Linked DNA regions of Homo sapiens: region 2 is linked to region 1. The links are chromatin contacts, found by Hi-C or POLR2A ChIA-PET in ENCODE. All regions are on one chromosome and are shown on one strand. Each heading gives the region's core, a stretch centred on a gene start or an enhancer-like site at or near the end of the contact. The rest is flanking DNA. Distances are from core to core; before and after follow the strand shown. Region 1 overlaps CAPN8 (calpain 8). Region 2 has its middle 32 kb from the start of TLR5.

The links. A loop is a pair of places that touch in the nucleus more often than their neighbours do. ChIA-PET counts read pairs that join two places held with the same protein, here RNA polymerase II (POLR2A). Pooled maps may share reads with other maps.
Region 2: a loop to region 1 is called in a pooled map, with 3 times the contacts of the local background. The contact joins two enhancer-like sites. A Hi-C loop is called at or near these places in 1 of 168 maps with a recorded cell type or tissue (MCF 10A) and 7 of 50 pooled maps. POLR2A ChIA-PET finds 5 or more read pairs at or near these places in 1 of 52 experiments (GM12878).

Annotation. Positions count from the first base shown.
Region 1 is chr1:223,618,954-223,621,846 of GRCh38, reverse strand. CAPN8 (calpain 8) reads left to right here. Exons shown (of 21, transcript NM_001143962.2): 8 at 1,581-1,655; 9 at 2,394-2,554. Among named protein-coding and RNA genes, the nearest start is that of CAPN8, 45 kb to the left of the region's middle. Within about 2 kb of position 1,411, at least 2 of the 41 ENCODE cell types and tissues checked have a DNase peak (open chromatin) inside an H3K27ac peak, as active enhancers do.
Region 2 is chr1:223,173,798-223,176,907 of GRCh38, reverse strand. No RefSeq gene overlaps it. Among named protein-coding and RNA genes, the nearest start is that of TLR5, 32 kb to the right of the region's middle. Within about 2 kb of position 1,692, at least 4 of the 41 ENCODE cell types and tissues checked have a DNase peak (open chromatin) inside an H3K27ac peak, as active enhancers do.

The DNA of each region.
Region 1 (2,893 bases), core at 162-2,661:
GGACAAAGAACCACCAGAAATGAAAATGGTCACAATAATGCCCCCTCCCAATACGTCCTTAATCCTCAAGTGCTGTCGGTACTCTGTGATGCCACCAGGGCTTTCGAAGGGGACATCGCCAAGTTTAATCACAGCATCATGACTGCTCATGTCATGACCACGCAGAGGGGCAGTAACTCCCTTCAGGTTGTGTCACGAAGAAACACGTGTCTCTAGGGCCACACATGAGCCTCCTGTAGGAAGGATTTTTCATTCTACTGTGTAAGATTGAGCAAAACCCAAAACCTCAGTTCCGCCAACTTCCCTAAAAGGATGACAGGGCCACGTGAAATTGAAACCCTGAATGTGGGCCATTCTTACCAAAAGTCACTACCGAGCTGTCCAAAGGGCTTGTTTGACTTTCTCTCCTTTCCCTGAGCACCCGCTCCCTGGCAGGCGGGAGGTGGTGACTGTCAAGTCCTGGAGGCCCTACCAGCTGGAGATGCAACCTGGGATAATTATATATATCAGCTATTGGAGGAGGAGGGTGCCGAATCTCTAAGGCAACATCCCTAAGCTCAGCCCAGGGATTAGTGAGATTTTACTTAAAAAAAAAAAAAAAAAGTAAAAAAAAGAAATTGGAGCAGTAGGTCAGATCTGGAATTTTCCAACTCCTGCCCTAATCTTTGTTTATAACAAGCACATTCTGAGATTTGGTTTTAATCAAATTAATGTTTCAATGAATTGAAGAGGCTCTGGGAATTGTCGTGCTGACCCCCGGGGTCTTAAAGCCTGGCTTGGAGGAAGAGGCTGCGCTGGAGTGTGCCCCAGCTCTTATGCTGGGGAGAGAAGGTGCTTAGGTTTTGCTGAAGGTATTCAGGCAGGGATTTTTTTTTTTTTAAAGATGGATCTTGATACTGCTCTGTTACTTAGATGTCACATACATATTTCAGGAAAACCTAACTTCGTAAAGGTCAGGAAGCTGGAGATGGCATTCAAACAAAGTGCATAGATATTGCCCTTGAAAGGCCACCAGCAGGAGGTCTCACAGGGTGACGTTTCTTCTGGGAAATTGCCGTAAAACTGGGCTGGATGATCATTCTCGTGGGTGTAAGGAAGTGAACCATGTCCATGTCCCCAGAGCTGGTTAGACTCTGTCAGCATATTCACCCTAGACTGCTGGATAAGCCAGAGTGATAAGTGACTAATGGGTACTGGAGTGCCTGCCTTTCCAGTGACGAGAACTCATCCACGTTCTCTCCTGGGCCTCCCCATTCCTGCAAACAGGGGCCTGGGAGTCTTAATTAGAAATGTCAAATTTGCCCTAGAGAGTAAAAATTAGAGCATAATGTTTGAGTCATAATGTTCCTGGCACATGTCCAAGGCCATCGTGCTAGTGCCCATGGAGTCCGTGTCCTGGGTCTGTGTCCCTTCCCCAGACAGTGTGCTCGCGCCACACTGTCCATTCTGCCTTTCTGTCTGCCTGCAGTGCTTTTGGTATTTTGTTTCTGGCTCTTAGGGGGAAGCTTAGCTGCAGTAAACAGCTTGCCCTGCTTGTAGAACCTCTCAGGAGCGAGCATCTCTGCTTGTTTTCCCCTCAGTGCACCAGAGTGGAATCACATAGACCCCCGGCGGAAGGAAGAACTGGACAAGAAAGTTGAGGATGGAGAATTCTGGTGAGAGAGTTTTCTGCTGAAGCGCTGTCCCATTGGTGATGGGTCCATTTTCAGTTCTGATGTGAACTCTAGGTCTCTGGGTCTTCCAGGAAGGCGACATGGTTCCTGATCATGGTGAATTCATTCTTCTCCTTTTGTCCTGGTATAATTCCACCTCTATACCAGCACGTCTAAAGCACTGAAACCATGATATCTAGGCCCTCAACCTGGCTTAGCTATCAGCCTGTCTTTCTCAGTTCTATTATCTTTCCAATGAACTGAGAGCACTGCTTCTATCTCTTTAAGCTAAGATTTACCTACCATCAATATGGGAGAACTTCCTTTGCTAGTGAGCTAAGGAAGATAATAAGGATACTCCTTGAATATGGTACGGCTTAGCTGGACATCACTCCGAATTAAACAAAAAGAAACCTCTTGTGAGCTTAGACTTAACCCAATCTAGAGGCAGAGGCTTTGTTGAGATGACCTCCTGGGGTCTTTTGCAGTTTACAGTTCAGATCCTTTGCTTGGTTGTTAAGATATGTGTGTGGGGCTCCCTGTAAGAGCCAAGAAGCTAGCGCTAGTGAAGAATGTGGACTGTTGTCTCTGCGTGTTTGTATCAGTGTGCTGTAGGAAAGATCAAGCTAGCCCACGGCCTCTAGGGCCTGTGCCACAGGGCTCCTTCCCGTGCTCAGTATGCGTGCCTTTAATCACAACCCAGCCCTCTTCACTGAGAGCCCTCTGGTGCCTCTGCCCCAGGATGTCACTTTCAGATTTCGTGAGGCAGTTCTCTCGGTTGGAGATCTGCAACCTGTCCCCGGACTCTCTGAGTAGCGAGGAGGTGCACAAATGGAACCTGGTCCTGTTCAACGGCCACTGGACCCGGGGCTCCACAGCTGGGGGCTGCCAGAACTACCCAGGTAAGGTGAAGGGCTGCCTTGGCCCAACCTCCTCCAGCTTATCCTCCCTGAGCTGGGTCATTTTATGTAATTTTTTGGTGCTATTTTGTGTGTTTTTTTGAGACAGGGCCTTGCTCTGTTCCCCAGGTTGGAGTGTAGTGGCACGATCTCTGCTCATCACAACCTCCGCCTCCCGGGCTCAAGTGATCCTCTCACCTCAGCCTTCTTAGTAGCTGGGACCACAGGCATGCACCACCATGCCTGGCTAATTTTTAAAAAATGTTTTTGTAGAGACAGGGTCTCACCATGTTGCCCAGGCTGGTCTCGAGCTCCTAGGCTCAAGTGATCCACCCACCTTGG
Region 2 (3,110 bases), core at 443-2,942, 450 kb after region 1:
AAGCAGGGAGGCTGTTTTCTGGGGCCTCTTTTATAAAGGCATGAATCCCATTCATGAGGGCTCCACCCTTATAGCCTAATCACTTCCCAAAGGCCCTACCTCCTAACACCATCACCCTGGGGATTAGGTGTCAACATATTAATTTGGAGAAGAACACAGGTATTTGGCCTATAGCAGGGGTCAGAGGTCAGAGATGATGAGCTATGCCTGAAGCCACGTAACCTGAAAGACAGAGCCAGTCCCCACACCTGCTCTCCCACTCCCATCCCATGCTCTCTGCCACACCCATGGCCATGCCTCTGCAGAACTGGGAGTGTCCTGGTCTTCTGGAGGGGTGGCCATATTAGGACGGAATATGTTTAGTCACCTATGACTAGCATTGTTTAAAAAAGAAATAGAATAGAACATAATAGAATAGAACGCAGCAGAATGAAATAGAACATTTCAGATGCACTGCCCATAAGAAAAGGAAATATTGTTTCATGAAATTTGTTTCACATGTATGTATGTGTTTATGTGCATGTGTACTGCGTATTGATATAAAATGTACTTTTTGATTGGGTCACTGTCTAGAAAAGTTTGAAAAACACTTTATTGTTTTATTGTTTATTCCTATATCCAGAGCTAATATCCTTTTTTCTAACCATCCCAATTATTCTCCATTAGAGAAAAGCATATTTTGTCTCAAATTTTTTTCAGCCTGTTACAATGATATAAAACAAATTCATCCAAACCTATTTTTGTCACAGGGAAACCCCCTTCCAGCTCTGAAAACTCTGGGGCTTCCACATGTCCTACAGGGTAAATCCAAATTTCCACTAGCTTCCAATGTTCCACATTTCCAGCCATACCTTCCGTAACTCCTCAATGCTCATGCTCCTGCCAGGCTTGTCTTCCCAAGGTAACTTCTGTCTGCCTAAGAAGAAGGCGCCCCCTTCAACTCCCCATCTCTATCTCTCAGGCCCTGAGCAAGTTTAACTTGCCTCTGACACTCTTCTGCTTTGCAGGCCATGGTGATTCCAATTTCCTGTGAAAACAGCATTTCTTGTGCAATAAGTGCATGGGGTCCCTTGTCACATGTTGCTGAGTTCCTGCATTAAAAATCACACTCCCTCAGCACAATGCTTTTTGAGATTCGTCTCTGTCTCATACGCATCAGTAGCCTGTTCCTCTTTTCTCAATCTCTAAGTAATACTACATTGTATTCCATGGATAAACAAAAATTTTCTCAGCCATTTGCAATGAGCTTGCCAAACTGCTAAGTCTGGGTGAACAGTCCCCATAAGACTGCCCTCTCCTCAGATGCCAAGTGTGGGGGTCCCCAGGGTTACCCTCACTTCAGATCAGCTGGCTACAAATTCAGAGGTCTCCACAACCACTCTCAGGCTTGACAATTTGCTAGAACAAGTAACAGAACTTGGGAAAGCCCTATACTTAAAATTACAGTTTTATGACAGTGAAAGAATACAAATTAGAAATAGCCAAAGCTTCTACTGCATAGGGCAGAATCTGGGAGAGTTTCAAATATGAAGCTTCCACGCCCCCAAGAACATGTTGCCTTCCCATCATCGATATGTGGCAATGTGCACAGAGTACTGTGGATCTTGGAAGTTCAACCGAGATTTGGTGTCCAGAGCTTTTAATGGGGCTCAATCACACACTGCCCAAGCACCTGGCCTTTAGTCTCCAGCTCCTCCCAGAGGCCAGAGCAAATACTGTGTGTTCCAAAGGCCCATCATAAATCACATCATTAGGCTGTTGCTGGCCAAAGCCCCCAGGCAAACGATGACACTCCTATTGCAGGAGACTTCAGGGGTCTAGAGATCACCTGCCAGTGGCCCAAGACAAAGACCAGACCTCTGTTTGGTTAATTCTGCACTACGCGCCATTCACCTGCCGATGGACATTTGGAGTGTTGCCAGGTTTTGGCTATCAGGAATAAAGCTGATGTTGGTAAATGCAACAACCTAGGTGAATCTCAAAACTATTAGACCAAGTGAAAGAAGTACATACTTATGATCCTATTTATAGAAACTATAGAAAAGTCAAATCTAACCTATGGCGATGGTAGAAGCAACTACAGCTACATAATTTGTAGGGCCCAGTACATTTTATTGTGTGTACCCCTCAATAACTCAATGAAGTAGATTTTTTATTTAAAAAATACCATTTACTGAGCTCTTGCTATAAAACCCCCGTTTGTCAAGGACCCCAAATTTGTAGCCAGCTGATCTGAAGCACTTTACTAAGCACTTTACAATATTAATATATTTGTGCTCAACTGATACTTACAGATGAAGAAATTTAGGCTGAAAGAAGTAACCTGCCCAAGGTTTCATCTGGCAAGGGACAGTATCTGGATTTGAACCCAGGACTGTTAGGCATTGAGAGCAGTGTGCCTAACCACCAAATACCAGTACTCCTGTCCTCTGTTTAACTCCTCCCTAGGTCATGGTCTGGCTTTTCATATATATTTTTCTGGTCTTCCCATCCACTGTAAGTTCCCAATAACAGAGACGTCATCAACAGTTGGGTACGCTGTGGAATACACACAGGAATTTCTTGTCAGACAGTTTTTTCATATGCATATATCTTCATACACAGGGATATAGGTTTTGTTTTTTTAATAAAATTGAGATCTCATTATGTAAACTGTAACATGATTTTTTTTTCATATAATGGTTCATGAGTTCATTTTTCCTCAAATCTTGGTGTTCACTGCATTACTCCTTGGTTGATTTTTCAAAGCAAGAAGGAAGATAAAGTTTTTAGGTTTTTAAAAGTGTCTGTGACATGCTGCTTTGCTATAGATGATAATCCTGCAGTCATACCTGCACAAGATCCTCTTATTACAATTGAGGGTGGTTGTTTCCTGTATATATTGACACTAAAGAAGATCAATAACTTACAGGAAAAAAGTCCTTCTGTCAAGAACATTTGATTCTGTTTTTAGAACAGTTACATTTCTTTAAGGACAGCTCTAAAGTGTAAAACATAAAATGTTTGCAAATATGTATATTATATATACCTTAAATGTGCATCAAGAACATTATATTTAATGACTGCATGTATTCCAAGAAGTAAATGTATCATAATTTATTTAGCCAATT